Regions from separate parts of the Homo sapiens genome. Here region 1 is linked to region 2. A link is an interaction called in ENCODE POLR2A ChIA-PET data of the cell type or tissue named here. Cell type or tissue: GM12878. All regions are shown on one strand. Links, peaks and the distances in the headings refer to the core of each region. The heading gives the core; the rest is flanking DNA.

Evidence for each region. ChIA-PET counts read pairs that join two places held together with the same protein. Peaks named below come from ENCODE experiments on the same cell type or tissue, not always from the same donor. Only the 100,000 strongest peaks of a DNase experiment are listed, where the experiment ranks them.
Region 1: POLR2A ChIA-PET joins it to region 2 with 9 read pairs; 4 of 35 experiments call an interaction of 5 or more read pairs at or near these places.

The regions. Positions count from the first base shown.
Region 1 is chr5:69,430,438-69,435,819 of GRCh38, forward strand. It overlaps MARVELD2 (MARVEL domain containing 2), which reads left to right. Exons shown (of 7, transcript NM_001038603.3): 4 at 2,090-2,238; 5 at 2,485-2,656. Among named protein-coding and RNA genes, the nearest start is that of MARVELD2, 18 kb to the left of the region's middle. In GM12878, for the core only: no CTCF peak of the experiment used is centred there; DNase peaks (open chromatin) are centred at 2,134 and 2,494; H3K4me3 peaks cover 865 bases; H3K27ac peaks cover 2,207 bases.
Region 2 is chr5:69,372,987-69,378,311 of GRCh38, forward strand. RAD17 (RAD17 checkpoint clamp loader component) reads left to right here. Exons shown (of 19, transcript NM_133338.3): 5 at 844-1,101; 6 at 1,642-1,725. Among named protein-coding and RNA genes, the nearest start is that of RAD17, 5.8 kb to the left of the region's middle. In GM12878, for the core only: no CTCF peak of the experiment used is centred there; a DNase peak (open chromatin) is centred at 2,235; H3K4me3 peaks cover 2,112 bases; H3K27ac peaks cover 3,313 bases.

The DNA of each region.
Region 1 (5,382 bases), core at 167-5,166, 58 kb after region 2:
ACATCTGGGCTCAAGCAGTCCTCCTGCTTTGGCCTCCCAAAGTGCTAGGATTACAGGAATGAGCTACTGCACGTGGCCTAGTTCTGGGTTTTATTTATTTATTTATTTATTTTTGAGACGGCGTCTCGCTCTGTCACCCAGGCTAGAGTGCAGTGGCACAATCTCAGCTCCTTGCCACCTCCGCCTCCCGGGCTCAAGCCATTCTCCTGCCTCAGCCTCCTGAGTAGCTGGGATTACAGGCGCACACCACCACATCCGGCTAATTTTTGTATTTTTAGTAGAGACAGGGTTTCACCATGTTGGCCAGGCTGGTCTTGAACTCCTGACATTAAATGATCCACCCCCCTCGGCCTCCCAAAGTGCTGAGATTACAGGCGTGAGCCACCTTGCCTGGCCCAGTTCTGGGTTTTAATTGTGGCTTTTCTACTTAATAGTTATGTGACCTTGGAGAATTGACTTGACCTCTCTGAACCTCACTTCTGTTTTTAATTTTTTTTTTTTAAGAGACAGGGTCTTGCTCTGATGCCCAGGCTGGAGTGCAGTGGACCATTCACAGCTCCCTGCAGCCTCGAACTCCTGGCCTCAAGTGATCCTCCCACCTCCCACCTCAGCCTCCCAAAGTGTTAGGCTTACACGTGTAAGCCCCTGCACCTGGCCTCAACCTCACTTCTTTTCTTTTCTTTTTTTTTTTTTTTGAGACAGAGTCTCACTCTGTTGCCCAGGCTGGAGTGCAGTGGCGTGATCTTGGCTCACTGCAAGCTCCGCCTCCTGGGTTCACACCATTGTCCTGCCTCAGCCTCCCAAGTAGATGGGATTACAGGCGCCCGCCACTATGCCCGGCTAATTTTTATATTTTTAGTAGAGACAGGGTTTCACCATGCTGGCCAGGCTGGTCTCGAACACCTGACCTCGTGATCCACCGACCTCGGCCTCCCAAGGTGCTGAGATTACAGGCATGAGCCACCGTGCCCGGCCAACTCATTTCCTTTTCTAATCCACTCAGTGGTTACTTACAATTAAATCATCCCAAATTGCCATTATCATTACTTTCTCTTTCCATTTAAGTAGGCTTGTTCCATTTTTATCCTTGAATTTATTTTGAATTACATTTTTTATTCTTTTACGTTTAGTTGGGGTGTAAATTCTAAATAGGTAAGTTCTTAAGACTGCGTGTTTGGCATTGCATCATCCACCTTTGACATGTACACGATTGGGGCTGGAGTGTGTTTTACCTACTGTGTATTACCATATCCCAAATGTGATTCCCTTAGCTATTACAGAAACGTTCAGAACAACTTTGTGACTATAAAACATATAATTGTGATGTGAAATGTTAACTCTTATTTCCACTTTTCTTCCTCCTGTCTTCCTCCCCATTTTCTTCTTCTTCTTCTTTTTTTTTTTTTTTTTTTTTTTTGAGCCAGAGTCTCACTCTATCGCCCAGGCTGGAGTGCAGTAATGCAATCACAGCTCACTGTAACCTCTACCTCCTGGACTCAAGCAATCCTCCCACCTCAGCCTCCAAGCCTCCCAAGTAGCTACTAGCGGACTACAGACACACACCGCTGCATCTGCCAGATTTTTTTTTTTTTAAACAGAGTCTCAGTCTGTCTCCCAAGCTGGAGTGCAGTGGTACAATCTTGGTTCACTGCAACCTCCACCTCCTGGGCCCAAGTGATTCTCCTGCCTCAGCCTCCCGAGGAGCTGGGATTATAGGCACCCGCCACCACTCCCAGCTAATTTTTGTATTTTTAATAGAGATGGGGTTTTACCATGTTGGCCAGGCTGGTTTCAAACTCCTGATCTCAAGTGGTCAGCCCACCTCGGTTTCCCAAAGTGCTGGGATTACAGGCGTGAGCCACTGTGCCTGGCCTTAAACTTTTTATAGAGACAGGGTCTTGCCATGTTGGCCAGGCTGGTCTTGAACTCCTGGCCTCATGTGATCCTCCGGCTTTGTCCTCCCAAAGTGCTAGGATTACAGGTTTGAGCCACCCCACCTGATCTTCTTCCTCATTTTCTAAGAATGAATTCAGAGGGTTTTTTTCTACTTATGTTTATTAACAAATCCTCTTTTTCTCCCTAACTGCAGTGTGAAATGGCCACCAGTGGTGACAGACAAAGAGACTCAGAAGTTAATTTCAAGGAACTGAGAACAGCAAAAATGAAACCTGAACTACTGAGTGGACACATCCCCCCAGGCCACATTCCTAAACCTATCGTGATGCCCGACTATGTGGCGTGAGTGTCAGTCTGAATTCTTCCTCAAGGTAGAAGTTGAGGGGCCCCATTTGGTCCTTTCATTTTCCAGTTTGTCTCCAAGTTAATACTCTGTGCTTAAAATCGTGTATGTAAATAGTTGTTATCTGAGAGGTAATGTATTGAATTGAAGGTACAATATGATCAGTAAGGAATAAGATAAGCTGATTTCCCATTCAGCTTCTTTTAGTGAAACAATTATATCTTTGGCTTATGTTTTTCCCCTAGAAAATACCCTGTGATTCAGACAGATGATGAGCGAGAACGCTATAAAGCTGTGTTCCAAGACCAGTTTTCAGAGTACAAAGAGCTGTCTGCAGAAGTTCAGGCTGTCCTGAGGAAGTTTGATGAGCTGGATGCAGTGATGAGCAGATTGCCACATCATTCGGAAAGCCGACAGGTTAGTATGTGCAGCTGCCTAGGAGGAGCACTGAAATCTAGAGGATGAATAAAATCTGGCTTTTTTTTTTTTTTTTTTTTTTTTCTGTGAGACAGAGTCTTGTTCTGTTGCCAGGCTGGAGTGCAGTGGCACAATCTTGGCTTGCTGCAACCTCCACCTCCTGGGTTCAAGCAATTCTCCTGCCTCAGCCTCCCGAGTAGCTGGGATTACAGGCACATGCCACCACACGTAGCTAATTTTTTTCTATTTTTAGTGGAGACGCGGTTTTGCCATGTTGGCCAAGAGTGGCCTCAAGTGATCCACCTGCCTTGGCCTCCCAGAGTGCTGGGATTACAGTCATGAGCCACCGCATTTGGCATAAAATCTGGCTTTTTTTTTTTTTTAAGGCTAGAATCTCACTCTGTCACCCAGGCTGGAGTGCAGTGGCGTGATCTTGGCTCACTGCAAGCTCCACCTCCCGAGTTCATGCCATTCTCCTGCCTCAGCCTCCCGAGTAGCTGGGACTAAGGCGCCTGCCACCACGCCCAGCTAATTTTTTTGTATTTTTAGTAGAGATGGGGTTTCACCGTGTTAGCCAGGATGATCTTGATCTCCTGACCTCGGGATCCACCTGCCTCGGCCTCCCAAAGTGCTGGGATTCAGGTGGGAGCCACCACGCCTGGCCCCCAAAATCTGGCTTTTAAAAAAATTTATAACCATTTACATCTGCTTTCTGTGTCTAGGAAAGCATTTGAGATCCTCAAGGTGTCTAGTCAAGATGACAATTCAAATTATGTAACTTAATATCTTTTGTCTTCAATTATTAAACAGTATTTCTTCTTTTTTTTTTTTCACTCTGTGCTTACCCATATTTTATTTTCTTACTTAAGTAAAATACGAATTTGCCTAAGATAGATACTGAGTCAGTCAGGGTCCCAAAGGAGACAGATAGCACATTCAAACTAGGATAATTCACAAAGGTTTATTCAGAAAGGGAATGTAGGGAAGCCACCAGGGGCATTGCATTCCCCTGCTAAGCCAGAGCCCAGCAGTTAGCACCCCAGGCCCAAAGGCAGAGCGCCCACTGAGTAAGAGTAGAGAGCAGAAATGGCCAGGCGCAGTGGCTTATGCCTGTAATCCCAACACTTTAAGAGGCCAAGGTGGGCAGATCGCTTGAGCCCAGGCATGCAAGACCAGCCTGGACAACATGGTGAAACCCTGTCTCTACAAAAAATATAAAAATTAGCCGGGCATGGTGGCATGCACCTGTAGACCCAGCAGGAGGCTGAGGTGCAAGGATTGCCTGAACCCAGGAGGTGGAGTTTGCAGTGAGCTGTGATTTTGTCACTACACTCCAGCCTGAAGGACAGAGTGAGACCATGTCTCCAAAAAAAAAAAAAAAAGCAAGCAGATATGAGATATGCTACAAATGTGAGCTGCTGGACACACACATCAGACAGGTAGCTGTGATTATGACAAAGAGGAAAACCAGGAGTAGATATGGTAGTTACAGAGGCTTAAGCTTTTTCGTAGTGCTCTTCCGCACCCCCCACATTTTTCACATTTTGAAATAGGAATATTGAAATAGGAATGCCTTATAACCTGTGCCATTTTTTAATTTTTATTTTATTTTATTTTTTTGAGATGGAGTTTTGCTCTTGTTGCCCAGGCTGGAGTGCCATGGCGCGATCTCGGCTCACTGCAACCTCTGCCTCCCGGGTTGAAGCGATTCTCCCACCTCGGCCTCCCAAGTAGCTGGGATTCAGGCATGCGCCACCATGCCCAGCTAATTTTGTATTTTTAGTAGAGACGGGGTTTCACCATGGTGGTTAGGCTGGTCTCAAACTCCTGACCTTATGATCCACCCGCCTTAGCCTCCCAAAGTGCTGGGATTACAGGCGTGAGCCACCGTGCCTGGCCACCTGTGCCATTTTTTAATCAGATGTACTCTTTTTTTTTTTTTTTTTTGAGATGGAGTCTTGCTCTGTCACCCAGACGGGAGTGCAGTGGTGCAATCTCGGCTCACTGCAACCTTTGCCTCCCAGGTTACGCGATTCTCCTGCCTCAGCTTCCTGAGTAGATGGGACTATAGGTGCACACCCGGCTAATTTTTGTATTTTTAGTAGAGGCAGGGTTTCCCCATTTAGGCCAGGCTGGTCTCGAACTCCTGACCTCAGGTGATCCACCTACCTCAGCCTCCCAAAGTGCTGGTATTACAGGCATGAGCCACTGCATCCGGCCCAGATGTACTCTTTTTAATTGAGATCTCATTCACATATAATAAACCCACCCTTTTAAAGTGTACAATTCAGTGAATTTTAGTATAGTTACAGAGTTTTGCAATCAGCACCACTCAAATTCCACAACAGTTTTATCACCCCAAAAAGAAACCCTATATTGGCTGGGTGTGGTGGCTCATGCCTGTAATCTCAGCAGTTTGGGATGCTGAGGCAGGCAGATCACTTGAGGTCAGGAATTCGAGACCAGCCTGGCCAACATGGTGAAATGCTGTCTCTACTAAAAGTACAAAAATTAGTTGGGCATGTTGGCAGGCTGAGTAATCTCAGCTACTTGGGAGGCTGAGGCAGGAGAATCACTTGAACCCAGGAGGTGGAGGTTGCAGTGGGCCAAGATTGCGCCACTGCACTCCAGCCTGGGCAACAGAGTGAGACCCTGTCTCAAAAAAAAAAAAAAAAAAAAAAAAAATGAAACCCTTTACGAATTAGCAGTTATTTCCCATTCTCAGC
Region 2 (5,325 bases), core at 1-5,000:
ACTGAAGAAAAATATAATCCAGTCATAATTACAGATTACGTTATGATCTTTGGCCTATATCTTCACTAAGTCTTCAAGCTGATACGGATTATTTGGATGTATGAAATGGTTCTTAGTTTGTGAATGTATTAACCTGGCCAAGGCAGATATATTACTCTTATTGCTGTTTCTGTTAAAATATTATCATTTGTTTATTTTGTTTTGCTTTTTTTAATAGGTAATTTTAATATTTATGTTTCAATCCTACAGAGAGTTTAAAAAAATCATTCTAGTGTTTATGCTGGGAAGGTTACAATTAATAAAAATAAGTTTGTGTTCTTTACTCCTTTAAGGTCAAGTAGACAAGTATGCACTTGCACTTACTGTAAAGTAGAAAAACAACTATTACAGACAGAGTTTTATTTAAAAAGAGTTAATTTGTAAGATTTTTAGGCCGGGTATGGTGGCTTATACCTTTAATCCCAGCTCTTTGGGAGGCTGATGTGAGAGGATCACTTGAGCCCAAGAATTGTTTGAGACCAGCCTGGGCAACATGGCAAAAACCCATCTCTACAAAAAATACAAAAAAATTAGTTGGGCATGGTGGTGCATGCCTGTAGTCCCAGTTACTCAAGAGGCTGAGGCTGGAGGATTGCTTGAGCTGAGATTATACCACTGCAGTCCAGCCTGGGTGACAGAGTGAGACCCGGTCTCAAAAAAATTTTTTTTTTTTTTTTTTTTTTTTTTTTTTAAGTTTTAAAGGTTATAAATATATGAATATGTTGTTTCCAGAGTAGTTCAGTTATTTGGGGGAATAGATGGGAGAAAATGTGATTATATTTACATGATTTCTTTTTTTTTCAGGTAACAGACTGGGTTGACCCATCATTTGATGATTTTCTAGAGTGTAGTGGCGTCTCTACTATTACTGCCACATCATTAGGTGTGAATAACTCAAGTCATAGAAGAAAAAATGGGCCTTCTACATTAGAAAGCAGCAGATTTCCAGCGAGAAAAAGAGGAAATCTATCTTCCTTAGAACAGATTTATGGTTTAGAAAATTCAAAAGAATATCTGTCTGAAAATGAACCATGGGTGGATAAATATAAACCAGAAACTCAGGTACTGAAAAGCATGCAGACATATCTACATAATTTAATTTCAGGGTGCATAAGGGTAGATGGGAAGCAGAGGGATTTACATTTTCAGATTTTTTACTCATAAGAATCTTTCTAAGTGTTAGAAAAAATTCTGGATTTTTTTATTTTCCAAGGCTTAGATTTTTCTCAATAGTTATTCTAAAGTTGTATGATTAGTTGTCTTAGATTTAATTTAATCCCAACATAGAATTGATCTTTTTAAAAATTTTTGTACTAAATGTAATACTCCTCTCTACTGTCTTCTCAAAATGTATTTCTGAATTTTAAAAAATGTTATAACTGCAAACTTGCCAAAATTATCATACAGAGGTATCAACTTAAGAATATAATTTTTCCATAATAGTATAAAAATTCAAGTATAATCAAAAGGATCATTTTATTATATAGATTGTTACTGATTTGCTACTTCTTTTCGTTAATAATGCTTAGGTTCATATGTGCTGATGTACCAAAAAATCTTCAGTTAAGAAGTTTTGTTTTAAATTTGAAATTTTTGTTGTAGCATGAACTTGCTGTGCATAAAAAGAAAATTGAAGAAGTCGAAACCTGGTTAAAAGCTCAAGTTTTAGAAAGGCAACCAAAACAGGTAACTAAGAAATGTGTTTTTAAATATTTAACATCAAATATTTTTCTGACTTACAGTGTGTTGTTAGAAGTTAAAGTTTTATGATGATTTTGTTCAAAATAAGTCTAGATCTCCTGCAGTAGAAAGCTCCCTAGTGGGGCATGGTGACTCATGCCTGTAATCCCAGCACTTTGGGAGGCCAAGGCAGGAGGATCACTTGAGCCCAGGAGTTCGAGAGCAGCCTGGGCAACATAGGGAGACTGTCTCTACAGCTAATTAGCTGGGCATTGTGGTGCATGCCTCTGGTCTCAGCTACTTGGGAAGCTGAGGTGGGAGGATCGCCTGAGCCCAGAAGGTGGAAGCTGCAGTGAGCTGTGATCACACTAGTACACTCTAGCCTGGGCAACAGAGCAATACCAAAAACCGTAAAAAGCAAAACAAAACAAAAAGCGAAAAAGAAAGCTTCATGACTTTACTACTTCCAACTTGACTAAAAGACTCAGAGACTTTGAGTTTTCCCCTTTATTTGTAACTCTTTTTCTTTATGTCTTATTGTTAGCATAAAGAATCAGTAAACCAATTAGGGTGCTAGTGTATTTAGCACATCAGATTATCTCAGGCTGAGGAAAGCAGGCAAATTACATGTTAGTTTCTCTACTAAATATAGCCAAAAACAGTCATTATTTATTTTAGACTGATATTTTTTGTTTCACTTCCTTACTGCACAATTACCTTGAACCCCCAAGGTAGAATATTCTCTCCTTCCATCAGTCTCCCTTTTTAAATGTTTTTTATTTTGAGATTTTTCAAGCATAAAAGAAAATAGAATAATAAAAAAATATATATAGAATATACTCATTGTTTCCCCCTTAAGTATTTTAAAGTAAATTATAAACATTGTGACATTTCAGTTAGACTTTTAGATACTTCAGTATGTCTGTTTTTTTAAAAAAATGATTTTCCTAATTAATTATGCATACCATTATTCTCTCTAACAAAGTTAACCAGGATGCCGTAATGCTGTCTAATGATGAATTCATATTCACGTTTCTGCATTTGTCCCCAAAATGTCTTTTGTAGCTGGTTTGTTTCAAACAGGATAGGATCACACGTTGCATTTGGCTGTTATATATCTTAGGCCTTTTTTTTTTTCCCTGAATCTAATAATAGTTTACTAACCCTTTCTTTTCTCCAAGGCACTGACTTATGAAGGAGACCAGGCCGGTTGACTTGTAGAAGTCTCACACTGGATTTGTTAGGTTGTTTCCTCCTAATAATGATTAACTTATTCGTCTATCCTGCATTTCCTATAACCTGAAATTTTGAATCAAGGGCTTGATTAGACTCAAGTTGAACATTTTTGCAAGAATAAAGGTCATGTTGTATGTTGTATAGGGCGTCAAATTGGAAAGTATTTGTGGTTCTCCTGCTGTCTTAAGTTTGGTCACTAGATCAAAGAGATGAAAGTCAAAAATCTTCATTGTAGAGTAACTTTCCCTCACAACTGACACATAATCCATGGGGAGATACCGTGGCAGCATGTGAGTGCCCAGTTCTCCATCAGTCGTCCACCTAAGTGCTGTAGCTTCAGTTTTTCAATCCTTGCCTGAATCACTTATTTTATTAGAGTTGTACAGTAGTGACTTTCTTATAGTTCTGTTATTTCTACAGTTATTACTGGCATTTTTCTACAAAGAAAAGTTTGCCATCACTAGCTAGGGTTGTTTAGTTACCTTGAAATACATTTCCAACTAGAAAGGCAGGATAAGTTTTGTATCTTTTCCTTTTTTAAAAAATAGACTTATTTTTGGAGCAGTTTTAGGTTCACAGCCAAATTGGGTAGAAGGTACAGAGATGTACCTCATATCCCCTGCCCCAACACATGCATAGCCTTCTCCCGTTACTAACCTTCCCTCACCAGAGTAGTACATTTGTTAAAACTGATAAACCTACATTGACACATCACTAACACCCAGAGTCCATTGTTTACATTAGGTCTTTCCTTTAGTTTTCAACCTTGAGATGAAGGAGTTGGTGTTTTAGTTGCTTTGATGGTAACAGATCCTTCTCTCTTTTTTTTTTCTCGAGAGTCTTGCTTTGTCACACAGGCTAGAGTGCAGTGGCATGATCTTGGCTCACTGCAACCTCTGCCTCCTGGGTTCAAGCGATTCTCCTACCTCAGCCTCCCGAGTAGCTGGAATTACAGGCATGCGCCACCACACGCAGCTAATTTTTGTATTTTTAATAGAGACAGGGTTTCACCGTGTTGGCCAGGCTGGTCTTGAACTCCTGACCTCAGGTGATTTACCCGCCTCGGCTTCCCTAAGTGCTGGGATTGCAGGTGTGAGTCATCACGCCCAGCCAATCCTCCTCTCTTGAACCAAGCTCCTTTCTCTCTGGCCTGTGGATCTAAACCTTTTGGTTTAGGGCTAAGATCATGAATTCAAGTTGGATTTTCAGTGTCAGCATTGGTATTCCTCTGATGTTTCATAGAAATCTCGTCTCTTGTCTCCGAATACAGATTTTTGGGCAGTCTATCTGACACACCTCTTACATCCAGGCTTTTTCTCATTGATTTGTTTTTGGTCAGCTTAGCTAATAGTTTTTATTTTTCAGTGTCCATTGTGTTTTCTCACTTAGCAATACTCTGTCAGTATAAACATTGTCACATCATAAACCTACATTGGTGTTACTATTATTATTCTACCAGTTGGATAAACTTAGGTATATGTGTGTGTGTGTGTGTGTGTATATATATATATATATATATATATATATATATATACACACACACACATATATATACGTATATATATGTATATATACGTATATATATGTGTATATATACGTATATATATGCATATATATGTATATATATATGCATATATATGTATACATATATATATGCATATATATATGTATACATATATATGCATATATATGTATACATATATATATGCATATATATATGTATACATATATATATGCATATATATATATGTATACATATATATATGTATTGGGAAAAGTATTTTCTTTATGGTTTCAAAAGTTTTCCCCCTAAGGAGTTGGACTTTAATCATATACTCTGTTTATTTGTTTATTAATTTTTTAGAGACAGGGTCTTGCTAGAGACGGTTGCCTACACTGGATTGCAGAGGTGCTGTCATAGCTCACTGCAGCCTTGAACTCCTGGGCTCAAGCAGTCCTCCCACCTCAGCTTCCTGAGTAGCTGGGGACTGCAAGTGTGTGCCACCGCATCTGGCTAATTAAAAAAAAATTTTTTTGTAGAGATGGGGTCTTATGGTGTTGCCCACGCTGGTCTTGAATTCCTGGCCTCAAGTAGACCTCCCACATTGGCATCCCACAGTGTCAGAATCAATAGGCATGAGCCACACCATGCCTGGCCCAAATCACTTACCATTTATTTTACAGAAGTTTCAGGGATGTCAGTAATTAGAAAATGTTTTTATTCAAAAAAATTGGTAAGATCTAGATTTATCAATGGGCAAACGAAATTTACTTTTCAAAATTTATTTTAAATACGATATACCAAATATTTGCAGAGTTTAATTTTTCAGGACAGCTTCTTTCCTTCAAAATTCAGTAAAACTCTGTTAC